Regions from separate parts of the Homo sapiens genome. Here region 2 is linked to region 1. Evidence: read pairs that join two places in POLR2A ChIA-PET (ENCODE). Cell type or tissue: MCF 10A. All regions are shown on one strand. Links, peaks and the distances in the headings refer to the core of each region. The heading gives the core; the rest is flanking DNA. Region 1 overlaps STRN (striatin). Region 2 overlaps HEATR5B (HEAT repeat containing 5B).

The links. Peaks named below come from ENCODE experiments on the same cell type or tissue, not always from the same donor. Only the 100,000 strongest peaks of a DNase experiment are listed, where the experiment ranks them.
Region 2: POLR2A ChIA-PET joins it to region 1 with 5 read pairs; 13 of 35 experiments call an interaction of 5 or more read pairs at or near these places.

The regions. Positions count from the first base shown.
Region 1 is chr2:36,946,198-36,957,369 of GRCh38, forward strand. The region is part of intron 1 of STRN (striatin); the gene reads right to left. Among named protein-coding and RNA genes, the nearest start is that of STRN, 15 kb to the right of the region's middle. In MCF 10A, for the core only: no CTCF peak of the experiment used is centred there; a DNase peak (open chromatin) is centred at 5,504.
Region 2 is chr2:37,012,199-37,023,370 of GRCh38, forward strand. It overlaps HEATR5B (HEAT repeat containing 5B), which reads right to left. Exons shown (of 36, transcript NM_019024.3): 25 at 8,457-8,638; 26 at 7,611-7,679; 27 at 1,643-1,822. Among named protein-coding and RNA genes, the nearest start is that of STRN, 51 kb to the left of the region's middle. In MCF 10A, for the core only: no CTCF peak of the experiment used is centred there; no DNase peak of the experiment used is centred there.

The DNA.
Region 1 (11,172 bases), core at 1,026-9,025:
TAGAAAAAGAGAGGTATAAATACCAGAAATATTTCCAGTTGATTTTTTTCTACCTAAAACATCCAAATATGAGAAAGAAAAATAAAAGAGAGAAATAATAAAGTATTTCTGCAAGGTGACCAAATGACTTTGCACACAGCAGCAGAGCTTTCCCATGTGTTGGAAATAACCAGTTAAGAGATAAAATGGAAAAAAGATCCCACTCACACTAGTAATAAAACCTACAAATTATTTACTTTATTCCTAGGTATTTAAGTATAGGATATCTCTACTTAAGGAATTAAGAAAAATCTTGTTTGAGAAGACTTGAAATGTAAACATCCCAATTATTACCAAGGTAAGCGCAAGCTCAATAAAAATCCCACGTGTGTGTGTGTATACAGAAAATGTGGTATACACTAAATTGTTAATAGAATTTCTCTCTAAACAGTAGGTTTGTAAAAAGGAATGGAGAGAGGCTAGGGTACTTTCTACTTCATATGTCTCTGTATATCCTGTGTTTTTGTATATACATGTATTTTTATTTTAAATAAATCATTTCTTCTAACGTAAAATTTAGACAGTTTCTAAAAATCTAAATTTAACTCAATTCCAAATAAGAACTAAAACTGTTTCTTTTTTGTAAAAAAGTTGATAGTTTCTAGTCAATGATTCATTTTCCAAATCTTTCCTTATTTCACATTATACCAAACTTACAAAAATTTCTTTTTTTTTTTGAGACGGATTCTAGCTCTGTCACCTAGGCTGGAGTGCAGTGGTGAGATTTCGGCTCACTGCAACCTCCACCTCCCAGGTTCAAGTGATTCTCCTTCCTGAGCCTCCTGAGTAGCAGGGACTACAGGCACGTGCCACCAGGCCTGGCTAATTTTTTTGTATTTTTAGTAGAGACAGGGTTTTACCATGTTAGCCAGGATGGTCTCCATCTCCTGAATTCATGATCTGCCTGCCTCGGCCTCCCAAAGTTCTGGGATTACAGGCATGAGCCACCACACCTGGCCAGAAAGACATTTTTTTAAAAGTCAATATAAATAAATTCCTTAACTAGGAAGGACAAGTTTTAGTAAAACAAACTTTTACTAATAACTACCTGAGTTTCAACTATCACAATATTCACTTCCTGCTAAAAATACACAAAATTAAATCGAAATGTCAAAATTTTTATTCAAACAGTCTGAAAACAAAAGACATCACAAAGTAAATACTATAAAATGCTAGATATATGTAAAAATATTCAAGATAAATTAATTCATTTAACCACTAAGTATATTAAATCTTAACCTACAAATTCCTACCTTTATTACAAAAAAAGCCAGTGAATATAACTCAATTTTTCTTGATAACTCGGGAACATATATATTATTTACATATATATTATATATATATATATATAAAATCACTGAACTGTGTTTTACAAAATTCAATGTAGAACTGTGTTCTACAAAAATTCGATGTTCTTTGACAGAGAAAGCACCAAGTGGGAGTTGGGAAATTCCTACTCCTGGTTCTCTCACAAATATATGCAACCTTATTAAAGTTACTTTTCTGAGCAACCTCAGTTCCCTCAACTACAAATTAAAAAGTTTAACATTCTGTGATGATATGGAACTAAAGATGACATGTGGAAAACTGAGGTAAGTACTGATCCCAAGACAGTAAGTATTTTTTTCAAATATTTCTATTTATTTATTTGCATTCTGCTTATTTGTCTCATTTTCATGGGACACTAAGGGTATGCAGTTAAAGTAACATCTTCCAAGGCAGTACTACTTTGGCTAATTTTTTTTAAATTAATTATTAAATCAAAAACAAAATAACCATCTTCCAAAACATTTCCCCTCATCCTATAGAATGATCATCCTCTCCTCTATAATTATCAGTGCACTCTTTTTTTTTTTTTTTTTTTTTTTTTTTTTTTTTTTTTTGTGACAGAGTCTCACTCTGTCGCCCAGGCTGGAGTAAAGTGATGTGATCTGGGCTCACTGCAACCTCCGCCTCCCAGGTTCAAGTGATTCTCCTGCCTCAGCCACCTGAGTAGCTGGGATTACAGGCATGTGCCACCACACCTAGCTAATTTTTGTACTTTAGTAGAGACGGGTTTCACCATGTTGGCCAGGCTGGTCTCCAACTCCTGACCTCAGGTGATCCGCCCGCCTCGGCCTCTCAAAGTGCTGGGATTACAGGCATGATCCACCGCGTCCAGCCAGTTATCAGTGTATTCAGATCAGCCAAAAGGTATCATCTATTTTTTTTACTTGCATTATTAGCCAAGAAATTTGGACTTCAATGTTAAATTTGGCCTTCTGTTAATTTGGACACAATTTTAACATCATTAACAACATATACCGTGATAGGTGTTGGAGATATTTGTCTTTAAAGGTACAGAGGAAGTTGCCAAAGAGATGAGAGATTGTCTGTGCTGTTGACTGCTATATCCCTAATTCCTAGAACAGTTACTTGCATGTAGTAGACGCTCAATAAATATTTGTTAAATTGACTGAACAGATTTATAAGAAGCAAGTAAAAAACAGTACAAGGTAGCACACCCTAATTGCCAAATGACAAAACAAGTACTAAAAAAGAAACATCAATGAAAGCTGAGGGTATCCAAATATCTTAGTGTTGGAAATGGGACTTGAGCTAAATTTGAATAAAGAATATATAAATCTACAAGGTGGTCGAAGGACATTCCAGAATAAACCTTTTGAGCAATGACAAAAAAAGCAGGTATGATTTATGTACAAAGCAAGATGACACTATTTTGGTTTAGAAAGAGTACAGGCATGTGTTGAACAATGACACTTCAGTCAATGATTAACCATATATACATGATGGTGGTCCCATAACTATAACCATAAGGTTATACCATAATTTGGCTGTACCTTCTCTACGTTTATGGCTTGGATATGTTTAGATACACAAATATTCGTCTTGTGTTACATCTGCCTACAGTATTCCATATAGTAACATGCTATACAGGTTTGCAGCCTAGGAGCAATAGGCTATGCCATATAGCCTAGGTATGTAGCAGGCTATACCATCTAGGGTTGTGTAAGTACACTCTACATGTTCACACAACAATGAAATTGTCTCGTTAGGTATTTCTCAGAACATATCCCTGTTGTTAAGTAATTCATGACTGTGCTCTAATATGTAGGAAATATAAACAGTCTAATCGTGCAGAGATTTAAAACCTATAACAGGCAAAAATAAAAAATAAAAAGAATGTGTTAAACAAATCAATTTTTAGAAGCCTGGGAGGCAATACTATGTAAACTACTTTGGCCAAGGGAGAAACCAGAAGTGAAATATTAGGGAAGACTTCTACTTTAGTCACCCAGATATGAGGTGATGAGGTAACCAGGGAAGAAGTAGTACTAGTAATTAAATGATTAAAAATGGATTTTAAACTACGTATTTTACAAACCTAATGCATGGCTAGAAGAGTGACTATAAGAAAGTGAAAGGTTGAGTGAAAGCTGAGGCTAGGTTTCTAGAAAGGGTAAACTGGGGGCTAGATCTGAGGAAAAGGGTCAACTGGGTTTGGGAAAAGGATTTTAGAAAGGATGATCGAGTTTCAAGTTATAGTAGGTCATCCAGGTGAAGACATTAGCAAAAACTGGACATGTACAATTTTAACTGCAAAAAAGTATCAAGACTAGTTAGAGATAATTTTGTAAATCATCCAAAGAAAAGGAATTAGGTAGAGTGAGAGGACTTCAGTCAGAGTAACTGCTGAAAAAAATATATAATTTGGTAATCAATTATCTGAATAGAGATCAGAAGCAAGATCACAAGAGACTGAGAAATGAGTAACCAAAAGCAGAAAAAGAGAAAGACAACAAAGGAACAGAGAGAGAGATGAGACTAGTAAAAAAAACTGAAGGTAGTAAATGTGGTCGTTCAGAGAAATTCAGAGTAAAATGAAGGAGAATGAGGGACAGGATGGCAATACTAATAGATAAGGGAGCTGAGAAAGGGGTTTCTTTTGTTGTTACTGGTTGGTTGGTTTGGTTTTGTTTTTTTTTTTTTTTTTTTTGAGACTGAGTCTCACTCTATCACCCAGACTGGAGTGCAGTGGCTTGATCTCGGCTCACCGCAACCTCCGTCTCTCAAGTTCAAGTGATTCTCCTGCCTCAGCCTCCTGAGTAGCTGGGATTACAGGCACGCGCCATCACGCCCAGCTAATGTTTGTATTTTTAGTAGAGATGAGGTTTCACCATGTTGGCCAGGCTGGTCTCGAACTCCTGACCTCAGGTGATCCACCCGCCTTGGCCTCCCAAAGTGCTAGGATTACAGGCGTAGTTTTTACTTAGGGAAAACTAAAATGGCATGGCAAAGTGGAGATGACCATTGGCATAATGGACTCAAGTCTGTCCAAGGTTAAGAATTACTGCTTGATTATATGCCCCATGTGAGCCAAGACCATATCTGCCTCTTCTCCATGGTATCCCCAGTGCCTAGGAGAATGCCAGATTTCAGGAAGTGTCTAATGCCCCAACCAAAAACCTTGATGAAAAAGCGTAGAATTTTTTAAATTCCACAATGACACATTTTACATGAAGCTTTGACAACTCCGGAACTTGCATATTTTAGCCTTTTTGTGTTTATTCTCACTTACTTGGCTAGCTATAAGCATCTGAAAAGCTAAATCTAAATTTTTTGAGGGGAAGCAGGCTCAGAGACAAGATTACAGTGTTTCAGTGTAAGTTCCAGATAATTGAGGCATTTATATTATTTATTTTAAAAAGCAGAGTTCAAAAAAGTTTAAATATCATAAGATATTGGTAATGTAACATAAAATCAGAAAAGGAGAATGCAAAGTAATGATAACTAGATATTTAAAATAAGATTTATCTACAAGAAAAAATATTCAATTAGTTCTCAATTTAGAAGGAATAAGACACTTGTAAAAAACTTGAAGGCATAGGCTTTAGAAAAGGAAAAAAATGTTACAGGGCCCTACTGATAACAAAAACTTTTTAGGATGTTATGTCAAAGAGATTTCCTGGCAGTCAGTGATTAACACACAAGGCGGGGTGGAAGGAGACAACACTATACTCACAACTACCAAAACCCAAGTGCAATTTGCTACAACTAGCATCAAGTAGCAATTATGAAGCCTGTGGCATCCCTGAAATGACCTCTGTCAAAATGATTTGGTATGGCCCAGGCAATGCTTTATACAATAAAATGCAGACACTATTTGCTGCACTAAAAAGCTCTTTCCAGTGGAAGTTGTAAGGCAGAACTAGCAAGCAGCAAAAGGGACAGATACACTGCTCGCCTAAAACCAAAATATACTGTACATTCACTAAATTTATGACAAACATGGTAAATATCAAAGATGTCTGAAACACAGGTCCTGCCCTTAAGGACACAATTTAGCTGACAGACAAGATATACATATATAGACACATGTTAATACATATTGAGTAACAGTGTAACCTAATATATGATTCATTCATTTAAGAACCACTTGTTAGGCAGCTACTATGTGCCAGTCACTCTACTGACCTTAGAGAAATAAAAATGCCCTTAGGTGACTCAGAGTCTACTGAGGAAACAAATATATACCAAGTATGAGATAGGACGGGTTCTCAACCCCTGGGCCACTGACCGATATGGGTCCATGGCCTGTTAGGAACTGGGTGGCATAGCAGGAGGTGAGCAGCAGGCAAGCCAGCATTACCCGCTGAGCTCCGCTTCCTGTCAGATCAGAGGCAACGCTGATTCTCATAGGAGCACGGATCCTACTGTGAACAGCCCATGCGAAGGATCTAGGTTGTGCGGCACTCCCAAGAATCTAACGCCTGATGATGTGAGGTGGAACAATTTCGTCCCGAAAATACACACGCACGCACACACACACACAATTGTGGCTTATTCAAGAATGACAATACAAAACTCGAATTAGCATTCTAAGAAACAAAAATGTGAAGGGTGGGTAGGCCTGTCTTACATTGGGAAAGGACTATATACATCTATATACTATTAACCTGAAACAAATTTTTTAAGATACCATTTTAACATCTTTTCGGATTAACTGATCAACCACCAGTCTGGATGGTGCTGGATAACAATGCTTCTGCTTTGTAATACAAGCTGTTAGGGAAGCACGAAGCTTCCTTGTGCCTGGAAGTCAGACAGGTTTCCCAGAATTAATGGAATCTTGAAAGATGATTAGAAATTCACCAGGCAAACAAGGGAGAAGAAAACATTTCAGCCCTGCACAGTGACCCTGAAGCACGAGAGAAAAAAAAAAAAAAAAAAGCCAAAATATTTGCTTCTACTTACCATGCCCAGACCCATCACTCAGCCTTTTTCTACAGCAAATTATTTAACCTTTCTTCCCAAATTTCTCACCTATGCATTTGGGAATGATTAATATCTACCACATACAGTTTTACAAGGATTAAAATAGATTGTAGATATAAAGCACTTAGCATTGTACCTGGCACACAGAAAATGCTCAATAAATGAAACTATTATTAATGTTGGCAGATAAAGAACAGAAAGAAGAAACAAAAGATAAAGTACTGGGTTGAATTACTAGGGCCATGGATACCTTCTCCCCTGGCTGACTCTACTTTTCAAGTTCAGCAAGTGCGCTGACCCAGATCACAGGCTCCTCCCTGTTCCCTCCTTTCAGCTTTACACCAATCCACATTCCTCAGGGAGCAGGTTTTGGTTGTGCCTATAATTTAAGCTCTTTTGCTCAATGGTTAACCTTCTCATTTAGGAAGTATAAACAAAAAAGGAACAAATCCCAGAATGGGCTGTAATTTTCCATCAGGTGAAACTGGCATCACCGTTGTGGAATTTGACATGGTGTTTATTTCTCATAACTAGATATACCAGTATTGGATCTGATTTCTCTCACATTCAAATGAATGCTAATGAAACCTGTGTGTTCAGTAATGAAACATTCCCCCGGCCCTTTCCTTGAATCTTTCTGGTGAGTGATGCATATTTGCCACACCCAAAATACCTATTTCACCCAACCTTATTCAATACTTCCCCAGCTCACCTTAATTCCAGGGTTCCTATTCCCTTATTTTTCTCTCCATCTCATCTACAAAACAAAATACCTACTACTTTTGTCTTCTGCCATACTGCTTCCAGTCAATTCTGTAACAAATTTTCCTTCTTCCATATCAATGTTTTCTAATATTCTAATATTCCATTATCTTATACAGATAAGGTCCTTTTTTTTTTTTTTTTTGGAAATGCAGTCTTGCTCTGTCACCCAGGCTGGAGTGCAGTGGCACAATCTCAGCTCACTGCAAGCTCCGCCTCCCAGGTTCACACCATTCTCCTGCCTCAGCCTCCCAAGTAGCTGGGACTACAGGCACCCGCCACCACACCAGGCTAATTTTTTGTACTTTTAGTAGAGACAGGGTTTCACCATGTTAGCCAGGATGGTCTCGATCTCCTGACCTCATGATCCAACCACCTCGGCCTCCCAAAGTGCTGGGATTACAGGCGTGAGCCACCGTGCCAGGCCAAGGTACTTTAAGAAAAAACAGCATTAAGTCTACCAAGAAAGTGATCTTATTTTGTCAAATAACTTTCTGCATAAGAGCAAATACACAGTTAACATATTATTCTGTTCTAACATAGCATATGTAAAACAGCCTAAAAATAGACTAATAATCAGATGTAGTGGGTCAAGACTGTAATCCCAGCTACTCTGGAGGCTGATGCAGGAGGATCAACTGAGCCCAGGAGTGTGAGGCTGCAGTGAACTATGATCATGCCTATGAATAGTCACTGCACTCCAGCCTGGGCAGAATAGAAGAGAGACACAGTCTCTTTAAAATAAAAATTAAAAATAAACTAAAAATCAAATTTTTAGGTTAACCAAATAACATAAAAATTAAAAATAACCTAAAAATCAAATCAAAGTGCTTGATCTTTGCTATATCAAAGATCACAATATTTGATATGTGATCAATAAACAAACTATATTAAAATATATATACAGAACTTAGTTAAGCTACCCTCAGAGCAAGCTAAAAAAGCTCCAAATTTGGCCAGGCGTGGTGGCTCACACCTATAATCCCAGCACTGTGGGAGGCTGAGGCAGATGGATCACTTGAGGCCAGGAGTTCAAGACCAGCCTGGCCAATATGGCAAAACCCTGTCTCTACTAAAAATACAAAAAATTAATTAGGTGTGGTGATGGGTGCCTGTAATCCCAACTACTTGGGAGGCTGAGGCAGGAGAATTGTTTGAACCCAGTAGGCAGAGGTTGCAGTGAGTTGAGATTACACCATTGTACTCCAGCCTGGGCGACAGAGTAAAGCCCTGTCTCAAACAGGGGAAAAAAAAAAAAAAAAAGAGCTCCAAATTTGCAGATTTTTTTAAGATGAAATAAGGATTTTATTTCAGTATTCCCCACAAAAAAATAAAAGTATTTAAGGAAATGAGAGAACCACTTTTTTTTTTTTTTAGATGGAGTTTCACTCTTGTTGCCCAAGCTGGAGTGGAGTGAAATGGCGTGATCTCGGCTCACTGCAACCTCTGCCTCCTGGGTTCAAGCGATTCTCCCTGCCTCAGCCTCCCAAATAACTGGGATTGCAGGCATGTGCCACAACGCCCAGCTAATTTTTTGTATTTTTAGTAGAAACGGGGTTTCACCATGTTAGCTGGGCTGGTCTCAAACTCCTGACTTCAGGCAGTCCGCCAGCCTCAGCCTCCCAAAGTGCTAGGATTAAAGGCATAAGCCACCATGCCCAGTCCAAGAACTACACTGTTAAACACTTCTGAGAAACACAAATTGTTAAAGACTTTCCTGAACCTCTTACTATACCGTTTCACTAAATTATTCTACTCGAAGAAAAACTTCAAATAATCAGTGATAAGAATTTAAATTATGACAGCTATTCAAACCATACTTAATCATCTAAATATTAAAATTCACTTGGCTCCTTCAGGTCAGAAGCAGCTACACAGAGTGAGGGACCAAAAAAAGGAGAGGATATGGTATAGAGAGCAATGCCCTGGCCTGGGTACTAGGACTCATGGGTTCTAAACTAGACTAAACCAATTCACACAGTGACCTGAGAAAAGTCACTTCCTTTCTCTAGCCCTAATTGATGAAACGGGGGATGAGATTACTTAAATTCTAAGGTCCCTCTGAGGTAAAATATTCTTAGTCTAATGAAGAAAGAAAATCGAGAGGGAGGAGGGCAGTGCACATGTGTGCATATGTGCATATGCATGCGTGTGTATCCCTGTCAGCCCTAGAATTCTAGAATTATAAGTGCCGAAATGAAAAATACAGATAAGACATCTTTGTAGAGTTAAGAACAGGTTAATGTGTGCAGTTTCTCCTCTGCCTCTGCTCTTTCCACCCCTCTCCTCCCTTCTTCTGTCTCTTCTCCCCTTCTAACCCCTTCCTCAATTTCTCTCTTGCCTCAAGCGTCCTTTCTGAACTCCAAATCTGCCTCGATTACTACGTCCAGTCCTTAATATCTACAAGCTATCACCACTTACTTCTGCCATCTCTAGCCTGTCCCCTACCTCCAACACACAACTCACTGTCCTCAAACCACTACAGATTGAGTACCGCTTATATGAAATGCTCGGGACCAGAAGTGTTTTAGATTTCAGATTTTGGAATATTTGCATATACCTAATGAGATATCTTGGGGATGAGACCCAAGTCTAAACACAAAATTCATTTATGTTTCATATATACCCTATACACACAGTTTAAACGTAATTTTACTTTTCCCTATGGGATACTAAATAAACTCTGTTGAAAAAGCACCTGCTTTTTCACTGCAACCTGCCACACGAGGTCAGGTATGGATTTTTCCACTTGTGACATCATGTCAGCACTCAAAAAGATTTAGATTTTGAAGCATTTTGAATTTGGGGTTTTTGGATTAGGGATGCTCAACCTGTACTTACAGGACAAAGAGAATGTAAGTAGCTACTATGATAAACGGATCACTGAAACTGGTTCTTGGCTTCTACAATAGGACTTATATAAATAATAAATCTAATGCCTTCTGTCCATAGAAATCTCAACCAACAAAAAAGCAAACCACTTACTGGACACCCATCATATATCACATATTTTGCATATTTATCTTTTTTAAACCTTACAGCGATCCTGCTTAGTAGGGATATTATCACCCACATTTACAAAAATGAGGCCTAGAAAAATTGTAAAATGAAAGTGATAGAGATGTCTGACTCTGAGGCCCATACTTTCAACTGTCCAATTATGATGGTCAACAGATTGTTTTGTCAGATTGGCCACCGAGGCAAGAAACGCCAAAGATCCAAGGACAATTTTATTTCTAATGGCCCAGAATTGAAACCTGGATGCTACACACATTAGCAAATCAAAAGTATAGCTGACATCAAGGAGATAGCAGGTGGGCAAAGGGGACTCTATCCAGATTATCTGAACTTTCAAACACCTTTCATTGACTGCATAGCAAAGGGTTTTGTTTGTTTTAAACTCTGCTTCAGTTATCAAGATTTTGGAGAAAAACTGTAGGTCTCCCTTTACCATTCAAAGAAAAGTAGATTTGAAATAAAGTTCAGGACTAAATAGGCACATCTCTTGATAAAGAAGTGCTGTCTGTCAACATTATTTCTCCCCCAAAAATTAGTAGGGCCATTCTTATTTGTCAGATTTTGAAAGTAAAATAAGAGAATTCAGTTTCCAGTTATGGTGCCCCACAACAATTCTTCTACTGAACGCAGCCAAAAATTCTGGACAAAATATTTTCACAATTTTCTTAAAAGCAACACAAAAATAGGAAGGAATTATCTGGCCAAAATAAAAGGGAAAATGGGAACCCAGTGAGGTAAAGGAACAAAAAGCCATTTTTGCCCTTAGGATATTGACCAATCACAACAAACAGCCTTGCAGGACTCAAGGAGCAAAAATCAAACACCCTACCCCTCCAGAGTGGACAGTCTAATAGGTGATATACCTCACATTTAGCTAGATCCCTAAAGGGCTTATGTCTTCAAAGCAAAGACAAAACAGAAGTATATTGGCCCTCAAATGTATTCACAACCAAAATTCACATCAGCTGGGTGGCCCAAACATCTTAAGTAATGCATTTACTTTAAAGTGATTCCAGGCCTGGCAGTGGCTCACGTCTGTAATTCCAGCACTTTGGGAGGCGGAGGCGGGCAGATCAC
Region 2 (11,172 bases), core at 944-8,943, 66 kb after region 1:
GTGCGTGTGTGTATAATTTCTACCCCAATTTTCTAGTCACTTAATATCATCATCTTTCAAGATCAAGAAATACATTTAGGTTATTTCCACTTTTTTGTGAATAATAACACCATAACAAATACCCTTGTAGCAGAACCTTTGTGCATATCCTTAAATATTCCTGAAAATAATGTGTGCAGTTTTTTAATTAATTAAATTTTTTTTTTTTGAGACAAGAGTCTCGCTCTTGTTGCCCAGGCTGCAGTGCAATGGCGTGATCTTGGCTCACTGCAATCTCTGCCTCCCGGGTTCAAGTGATTCTCCTGCCTCAGCCTCCCAAGTAGCTGGGATTACAGGCATGCACCACCATGCCAGGGTAATTTTGTATTTTTAGCAGAGACAGTGTTTCACCATATTGGCCAGGCTGGTCTCGAACTCCTGACCTCAGGTGATCCGCCTGCCTCGGCCTCCCAAAGTGCTGGGATTACAGGTGTGAGCCACCACGCCTGGCCTAGGGCGCAGTTTTAGAGGATGTACAGAGGAAGGTGCTGAAGACACAAAGAAGAAGAGTAGACAGCACTGAGCTTCACACAGTCTCCTCCTCACTCTCATGCCTAACTGATACCTCCTCCTATCCTCCATGTTTCAATGTAAACATCACTTTCTCCAAAAAGGCTACTTCTGAGCCTCCAGCCTATTGTAACTGCCTCTGCTATGTGTTCCAAAACACTTTGTAACTTTGTATTTCTCCTGTGATAATGCTCCTTACCCTTTGGTACATCTACTTGTTTACCAGTTTGTCTTGCTCAGCAAACGTAATATATCTCACCCCCGTATTCTCAACTGCTAACCTGACAGAGCTGAAGCTAAACAACACTTTGTTGAATGAATCAGAGGGTGGGAAGTAAGGGAATGAGAAAAGTTTAGTCTTAGATTAGCGGAAAAGCTTAAAATAATTATAACTCCAATAGTCTTCCCTTAAACGTGGTTTCACTTTCTATGGTTTCAGTTACCTGTTGCTGAATACCACGAAAATAGGGAAGTGAGATACTGAGCTGGTAGAGGAAGGAATTAGTTACTTCAATACTGGAGGGCAGATGATAAGAATTCAATAGTAACTGGCAGAAGGAATTTAGAAAAATGAATTTAAAACAATGTAATTATATATTTTTTAAAGTGACTGTGAGAATGAAAAAGGTAAAACTAGCTATTAAAAAACAAAACAAGCTGGGCACTGTGGTGCGTGCCTGCAGTCCCAGCTACGCGGATGGCTGCGGCAGGAGGACTGTTTGGGCCCAGAAGTTCAAGTCCAGGCTGGGCAACAAAGCAAGACCCTACCTTTAAAAAAAAGAAACAAAACCCCTATGGCCTCAATATCAAGGTGGCAAGTCACCTGAAATTTAATCAAATAAAAGATTTTTGGCATAAAATATTTTCTGTTATATTTTTGAGTTTTTCCTACCTAATTTCCTCATATTATGTAGGAGAGCCCTTCCTCAATATAGAGGTTTTCAGTACACTGATTAACAAATTTTCAAAAAGTATTCCATATCAAGGGTTAGTTTTTAAAAAACAAAAATTTTTTTACCAACAAGAGTAGAGGAACATTTTCTCATGGATGAAGAAATGGGTCAAAAACAATAGATTGTGGTTTAGTCGTTACCTCTGCCCAAGCTTTGAGAACAGCCAGTTTTTCCATGGTCGTGGCACTCTCTCGGTACAGCTGGCTGGAAGATCCTTTTCCAGCCTGAACTTTGTCCAGAGAAGAAACAAGAAGATTGTGTACTCGACGGAGATCATTGAGATCACTGACAACTCCACTTCCTATCCATGTACTACATACCTAGACAAAGAGAATTCAAAAACTTTTGTGTAAAAAAAATTAATGCTGTATAAGAAAATGGAATAAATGACTTTTTTCCTAGAAGATAAAACACAAAACCAAAGAACAAAACAAAATAAACTACCCAATGCTATGCTTTGATATTATTATTATTATTTTGAGACAGAGTTTTGCTCTGTCACCCAGGCTGCAGCGGAGTGGCGTGATCTCGGCTCACTGCAAGCTCCACCTCCTGGGTTCAAAAAATTCTCCTGCCTCAGCCTCCCAAGTAGCTGGGACTACAGGCGCGTGCCACCACACTTGGCTAATTTTTTTGTATTTTTAGTAGAGACGGGGTTTCACTGTGTTAGCCAGGATGGTCTCGATCTCCTGACCTCGTGATCTGCCTGCCTCAGCCTCCCAAAGTGCTGGTATTACAGGTGTGAGCCACCGTGCCCAGCCAGTATTATTTTTTATATCAATGGTAAGCATAGATTTTATTGTACTCCTACGTAGAAAACAAAATAGTATTTACTTAACATGTTTCCACCGTGTACTTTAACAAAAATGTTAACAGAAATAATTTTCCACCCAAAGCAGTTCAGTCTTGAATAATTCTTCAACAAAATTTCTGCTTACCACAGGAAAAGGGTTATGCTTGCTGCTATAAAGGGGACTTTAAAAAAAAAAAAAAAGAGGCTGGGCGCAGTGGCTTACACCTGTAATCCTAGCACTTTGGGAGGCCAAGGCAGGCGGATCACGAGGTCAGGAGATTGAGACCATCCTGACCAACATGGTGAAACCCCATCTCTACTAAAAATACAAAAATTAGCTGGGCGTGGGCATGGTGGCGTGTGTCTGTAATCCCAGCTGCTCGGGAGGCTGAGGCAGGAGAATCGCTAGGGAGCCAGAGGTTGCAGTGAGCCGAGATCGCACCACTGCACTCCAGCCACGACAGGGCGAGACTTTGTCTCAAAAGAAAGAAAGAAAAAAAAAGGAATAGGAAAAAAAAATCTAGTCCCTACCCTCAAGTAAGAAAACACAGATTGAATGAACACATGGGAATGTTTTATGACTGTAATATGGGACACTTAAAAACAGACAAGGGAAAGATTAATTCTAGCAGGAGGAATGGGAATGTTTAGGTGTCAAAGAGGTTTGTATGTATAGACATAGGAGAGTTACATGAGGAAGAGATGTGATTAGGAAAGTTAATTGGGATTAGATTAAGGTAAAATTTACATTCCATGGAAAATGAATTTAGACTTCATTCTGTAAGCAATTGTGAGTTTCCATGGCCTCTGGACAGGGGGATCATATTATTAGAATTGTGCTTTAGGAAAACTGTTCCAGTACTTCTGTATAAGAAAAAATGTATATAGACAGTAAGTAATATGTTAAGTGTCTTTTATAATACCATAGAACAGAGATGATACGGATCAAACTGGGAATGGAATAAAAAAGGAGAAGCATCTGAGACAGACTTGTAGTTAGAAATCCCAGGATATGGAAACTAATTAGCTATTTTAGGGGGCGGGTGAAGGGAGATACAAAAAGAGCAAGGAATCAAAAATTTCTAAATGCTGATTGTTGAAGCTTCTGACTTGAATGGAAGGAAGGTGATACTACTGCTTTACGGGGATGATAGGGGAAACAAAGGAAACTAAGTAAGTGGAGATGAGAAGTGAGACAGCGTGATTTTAATTTTGAACATTTTTACATGCTGCATTCAAAGTGCCACTAAGAGACTTGTGGAAAGATATTCAGCAGGCAATTAAAAACTTGGGTCTGGATTTCAGGAGCAAGTTCAAGGGTAATTACATAACCCTAGGAATTCCCACACAAAGGTGATAACTAAAGTATTGTTAAATTTTTTTCAAGGACAGCTTTAAACAAAAAAAATAAAGCCTTAAAGCCAGACCAGATGGAACATAGTTACAATTAAGGGACAAGTAGAATAAGAATAAAGAAAGAAATTGAAAAGAAAATACCAGAAAAACAAAAGAAAAACCAGGCAAGTGCAGTGACAATGGAGCCAAGGGAAGAGTTTCAAGAAGGAAGGGGTGGTCTCAGAGTGTCACCTTTAACAACAATAATTACATGTCCTTACTTTCTTTTTTTTTTTTTTTTTGAGACAGAGTCTCACTCTGTCACCCAGGTTGGAGCGCAGTGGCGTGATTTTGGCTCACTGCAACCTCCGCCTCCCAGGTTCATGCCATTCTCTTGCCTCAGCCTCACAAGTAGCTGGGACTACAGGCGCCTAACACCAGGCCCGGCTAATTTTTGTATTTTTAGTAGAGACGGGGTTTCACCACGTTAGCCAGGATGGTTTTGATCTCCTGACCTCGTGATCTGCCTGCCTCAGCCTCCCAAAGTGCTGGCATTACAGGCACGAGCCACCGCGCCCGGCCACATGTCCTTACTTTCTCATCTGAAATCCTTGGACCAAGATTTTTTTCAGAGTTCACAACTTTTGGGTAAAAGGTAATAAGGTACCTGAACCTCATTAAAGTATACACCTAGCAAGATGTGTGGCAGCACCCCATAATTAACACACAGATGTATCTGCAACAAAATGTATTACAAATCACAATAAGAAAGATTAACTAATGCTACATTCTCACTTAGCTTCACATCAGAGCCAAATTAGTACAAGTCAGCTCAGGTTTTGCTGCCAAATAAATGATTAAAAAAGCTTTTGATTTTCACAGCATTTGGATTTCAAATCATGGCTAATGGACTTGAGTTCCTATATTGAAAACGTTTTAAAAGTGGAGAATAAGTATTTATGTCAAATTTTATTCTCAAAGAATTCAAAACTAATTTTAATAAAATTAATAAGGACATTTTTAACTGATTGTTACCAATTAAGGAGATACTGATGGCAAAACTTAAAATGCCAGTCAAAACTGCTGAAAAATAATTAAATTTAAAGTGAAAAGAAATTAAATATGAACATGAAAAGAAAGAGCTGTTACTCCCAAAGGAAACTAAAGAACATATGGGAAAGATTTGATAAATATTTCTGTGAAATTTGGTAGAAATATAACTAAAAAATTGGGGAAAATTATAAAGATTAGGAATTTGGCACTAAGCTTTCTTTGTAAAAACCTAAGTATTTTCTTCACATTAAAGAATCAGAAACTAGGCCGGGCACGGTGGCTCACCTGAGGTCAGGCATTCAAGACCATCTTGGCCAACACGGTGAAACCCCGTCTCTACCAAAAATACAAAAATTAGCTGGGCGTGGTGGCACACACCTGTAATCCCAGATACTTGGAAGGCTGAGGCAGGAGAATTGCTTGATTGCTTGAACTCGGGAGGCGGAGGGTGCAGTGAGCTGAGATCATGCCACTGCACTACAGCCTGGGCAACAGAGGGAGACTGTGTCTCAAAAAAAAAATGACAGGTGCGGTGGCTCACACCTGTAATCCCAGCACTTTGGGAGGCCCAGGTGGCTGGATCACCTGAGGCCATGAGCTCGAGACCAGCCTGGCCAACATGATGCAACCCCGTCTCTACTAAAAATACAAAAAATTAGCTGGGCATGGTGACGTACACCTGTAATCCCAGCTACTCAGGAGGCTGAGGCAGGAGAATCGCTTGAACCTGGGAGGTGGAGGGTGCAGTGAGCCAAGATTCATGCCACTGTACTCCAGCCTGGGCAACAAGAGCAAAATTCCGTCTCAAAAAAAAAAAAAAAAAAAAAAAGAATCTGAAACTAGAATCACAGATAATGCATTATGGATTTTGTTTATGAAGAATGACAAAGTAGCATTGAATTAGTAAAATAATATTCAGAGAAAAGACTTTGCCCTACATCAAAAGATTGGTGAATGAATGTACATTTTAAAATTTTATGCTGAAATAAAATATTTAAGTACGCATTATGTTCATGATCTGACCCTACTTTAAATGATTTTTTATTGATCCACTGATTACTGTACCCAGTTGTGTGACATCTGAGGGTCCTTCCTATAATATCTAAGAGTTACCCTGATTTTAAAGTTTCTTAACATGGCATTTGTTCTAACAAACAGGCTGGGATATCATTAAGCCAACTCCTTACTTTCCTTAAAGGAAAGGAACTTGTAACCTACTGCTTTACCTGTCAGGAAACCAGGTTTCCTCCCAGCAACAGAAGGAAAGGAGGTCACAAATTTAAGCCTGCCACTAGAAAAAAAAAAACTTCTTATAAAAAAAAATGCAACTAGGGCCACAAAAGAAATAAGTTTAAGGCAAATTCAGTATTCATATACAAGATACAATTCTAATAGCCTTTGCTTTTCTAATGATCAGGAGCATTGTAGGAGATTTTGTCTGCTTAAATGCTGTGCTCTGAAACGTCATCATGATACACTTATTTACATATGGACAGTAATTTTTTGATATTTGTGTGGCAGTATCCCAAACCAAATTACCTAGTCGAAGGTTTGCATCACGATCCAGAGACCTATCTCTTACCAACAACGTTTCTTTTCTCTCTGGTCTCCTGTCCGTGGAAAGAGTTAATTTCTCTGAAGACTGCCATTAAGGCAGCAGGCTTCAGAGATATCAATTTCAAAAATGGAAGGAAGGGGCAAACTTGCATTCAGCTACAGAGAGGATAAAGTCAGAATTTTAAACCTATTATTGCAGAATCTTCTCTGCATAGAGGTCACATGAAGCTTGGCCATGGATTCTAAGCAAAAATGATGGACCACAGCACCGTACTCCAGAAAACTAGGAAGAAGAGAGTTGCTTATCTTCTCTCTTTAGGTAAGGAGACAAATAAACTGATTACCTAAAAGATTAGAGCTTAATACATGAATCCTTTTTCAAAATGAAGCATATGAAAAAGAGAAACTGATTAAAGGAATAAGAAAATATGCATTTTTTGGGGCAGGGTGTGGTGGCACATCCCTGTAATACCAGCACTTTGGGAGGCCAAGGCAGGTGAATCACGAGATCAGGGGTTTGAGACCAGCCTGACCAACATGGTGAAACACTGTCTCTATTAAAAACACACAAATTAGCTGGGCGTGGTGGCGGGCACCTAATCCCAGCTACTCAGGAGGCCGAGGCAGAAGAATTGCTTGAACCCGGGAGGCGGAGGTTACAGTGAGCAGAGATCGCATGCCACTGTGCTCCAGCCTGGGTGACAGAGTGAGACTCAGTCTCCAAAAAAAAAAAAGAAAATGTACGTTTTTTGGTGGTTTTGTGAGTCTCTGCAGATATAACAAGGTGAGAATAATTCCCTGGGATTAATTTTGCAATGAAATGTCTATATTGTGAAATTCTCCTTAGTATGATTTAATACCCACAAAGTAGCAAAATTTTCATAATGTGTGGTCAAAAACAATGTTTTGACCACAATGTTTATTACCTAATTATTATTTCATCATTTCACAAAGAATAAAAAGGAAAACTGCCATTGTTGTATTTCCAAGATAAAAATATTATTTTGTTTTTCCTCTCTCTCTTTTTTTTTTTTTTGAGACAGGGTCTCGCTCCGTTGCCCAGGCTGGAGTACAGTGGCGAAATCTTGGGTCATTGTAGCCTTGACCTCCTAGGCTCAAGATATCCACCAACCTCAGCCTCCAGAGTAGCCTGGACTACAGGTGTATGTTACCATGCCCAACTAATTTTTGTATTTTTTGTAGAGACGGGGTTTCCCCATGTTGGCCAGGCTGATCTCAAACTCCTGAATTCAAGCGATCCTCCCATGTTGGTCTCCCAAATTTTTCTCTATTCCTTTACACAAGTTAAATTCTAAGATATCTATGAATGTATAGAAGACAACTATACAAAGTCCCATTTTTCTTCTTACCTGGCAAGCTTTCGCTATTATATCTGATGGTGTATCTTGTGAAAAGGCTGGTCTTAGAGCAGCTCCCACCTAGAAAAATAAATAAAGCATTTTATTTTTTACTTTTATTTTTTGAGACACGGTCTTACTCTATCACCCAGGCTGGAGTGCAGTGGTGCGATCTCGGCTCATTGCAACCTCTGCCTCGTAGGCTCAAGCGATTCTCCTCCCTCAGCCTCCGAAGTAGCTGGGATTATAGGCATGCACCACTACTGCCAGGCTAATTTTTGTATTTTTAGTAGAGACAGGGTTTCACCATGTTGGCCTGGCTGGTCTTGAACGCCTGACCTCAAATGATCCACCCACCTCGGCCTCCCAAAGTGCTGGGATTACAGGCGTGAACCACCATGCCCGGCCTCAGTAATACCTTTAACTGTTGTTATTAAGAGTTAATTTATCCTTCATTATACAAGGGGCAACTGCTATCTATTTCTAAAAATGCTTATGAAGGTTTGCCATATAAAAATAACGGCAGCAAATCCACAACACTCTTTTGAAGGTTCCTTTTATCTCTTAAAGGGCAGAGCTAAATATCTAAACACAAGACTGGAAAGCTGAGCTGGAATTTCTATTCTAGTTTTATCACTAATATGTTATCACAACTTAAAAATAGTGACAACAGCTTGACACTTATTTCTTCATTTGTGGGGTGACTAAAACTAGGTAACAGACAATGGAGATAAAGAGATGCATTCTACAGAAATAAACAGATTGCAGTTCCAAATGCAGTCCTCCAGGAAGTCTGCACTTCTTCAGCAATCTTTCAAAAGATCAATTTTAAGTTCTTAAATAAATAGAAAATCTCACATTAGCCTGATACTGCTCCAGTATCACATGACCTGGAAATTCTGGCTCAGGCACAGACGCAAACTTCTTGATAATGTCTTCAAGCGCCTGGAGCCCAGCCATTCGCAGCTGGTTGCTATGATCAGTTGCAGCCATGAATGCCATGCGAATGAGGTCAGAGAGATGAAGTACCAAGAGGTCATCTAAAAATAAAAATAGAATGCAAAAATGAAAACTTTTCCAAAAATAAGTGTAATAACATAAAAATATGAAATGAAATAAATTTTTGATAAAAAACACAATCCACATATTTCACAACTTTGAAAATAGCAAAGATATTATATTCTTTCAAGACAACTTCCATATCAATCTTTCAAGAATAGTGATATACAATACAGTAATGCTGATGATGTTATAGGACTTACAATGATATGTTATGCAAAATACTTTTAACGTAACTTTCCCAAAATGAGTTTCTGATCCTTTAAGAACAAAGGCTTGGCAGACTTTTTTGGTAAAGAACCAGATAGTTAATATTTTTGGCTTCATGAAAGAAAACAGACTCTTGGGACCCCAAAACTCACTATGCCAAAGAGAAAGTTAAGCTTGGGAACTGAGTCTTGCAATACTGCCTTTTGTTCCCAGGTAGCTGTAATTTCACAACTGTGTGTCATTGCCTCATTTTAAGCCAGGTTCCCACAATGATAGAAGGCCAAAAATCTTCCTAAATGGCCTCCTCTCACAAATTGCTCACAAGGAATCTTCGGAATACATATCCCCCACTAAGAACCAGCCCTAAAACCAAGTTCTGTTGAATCTCACCCTGACAATGTCAATTACCAGCTTATTTTCACAGGTATAGGACAATGACAAGATGAGAAATCATCCCTCTCTCTATGCTGTGGCCAATGCGTAACTGACTTTTTCCTGTATTCCCCCTTTTCACATGTAAAATGTAGATTCACTGAGGCTAGGCAGGGCGAAGTGGCTCAGCCTGTAAACCTAGCACTCTGGGAGGCTGAGGTGGGTGGATAGCTTGAGCTCAAGAGTTTGAGACCAGTCTGGGAAACATGGTGAACCCCATCTCTACAAAACATACAAAAATTAGCTGGGCATGGTGGCGTGGACCTGTAGTCCCAGCTACTCAGGGGGCTGAGGTAGGAGGATCCTTTGAACCTGGGAGGTCAAGGCTGCAGTGAGCCGAGATCACGCAACTGCACTCCAGCCTGGGTGACAAAGTGAGACCCTGTTTCAAAAAAAAAAAAAAAAAAATTTACTGAGGCTAATCAGAGCCTCATAGGAATATAATAACCATCTGATCACTGCTTACCCTTCGTTCCCTTTTTTTTTCCTTCCTGCTGTTCTTTCTTCTTTAAATAAGGAAGTTCCCAAAACCCCCTTTGGAAAAAACACAGGTCACAGATGCTCCTGTTACCTGTGTTTTTTCCCAGGTGAATCCTTAACCTTGGCTAATAAACCTCTATCAATTGATATCTGCTTCAGTCACTTTTTGGTTCACACTTTATAGGCTATATTATCTCTTTTTATCATTTTTTTTTTTGAGATGGAGTATTGCTCTGTTGCCCAGGCTGGAGTGCAGTGGTGTGATCTTGGCTCACTACAAACTCTGCCCCCAAAGGGTTCAAGCGATTCTCCTGCCTCAGCCTCCCAAGGAGCTGGGATTACAGGCACCCACCACCACGCCCAGCTAATTGTTGTATTTTTAATAGAGATGGGGTTTCACCATGTTGACCAGGCTGGTCTCAAACTCCTGACCTTGTGATTCGCCCACCTCGGCCTCCCAAAGTGCTGGGATAACAGGCGTGAGCCACCATGCCTGGGCTCAGGCTATATTATCTCCATTGCAACTACTCAACTCCACTGTTAAGGTGCAAAAGCAGCCACAGACAATACGTAGAGAAATGAGTGTGCTGTGCTCCAATAAAACTTTATTTACAAAAAAGGCTGTAGGTTGGATTTGGACTGTAGGCTGGAGTCTGCCAATCTCTAGAAAAACTCTTGTCAGGAAACTTAAATCTACAAAATAAGAAGGAAACGACCTTTATAATAAGATATGGAAAAGGGAAATGTTTTTCCTTTTAGCCCTAGAGTAAAAGTTGTCCTGGATCTGTATGAACAAAGTTTAAAAGCAAGTCTCAGAATAATTAAAATGATACCAAGTAATTTAACTACATCCCAGAACAAAGTCCAAAATTATTTTGGAATACATCAAAATCCAGCACTAATATCGTAAAATTTACAGGGTCTGACATCTAATAAAAAATTACCAAGAATGCAAAGAAGTAGGGAAATATGTCTCACAACAAAGAGAGAGAGAGAAAAAAATCAGTGAATAGAAACAAGTCTAGAAATGAAAAAGATAAGATAATTAGACAGGGAACTTTAAATAGCTATTATCAATATGTTTCCTATGTTCAAAGAGGGAAAAGAAAAGCACGAAAATAACTAAGGGAGAAATGAAAGGTAGAAAAAAATCACAAAGGGGAATTTAGAGATATAAAGTAAAATATCTGAAATGAAAACTACACTGGATAAAATTAATAGAGATTAAATACTAAAGATCAGTGAACTGAAAAGACTTAGCAACACAAATTATCTAAAGAAATTATTAAGCTCAAGGTCTATGAAGTTCTTCAGGAGGCTTCAAAACCCACAAAGTCTTTTTGAAGCAGTGACATATCTATGGTTCAGCCTGATCCCCAAGCAGTTCCTATTT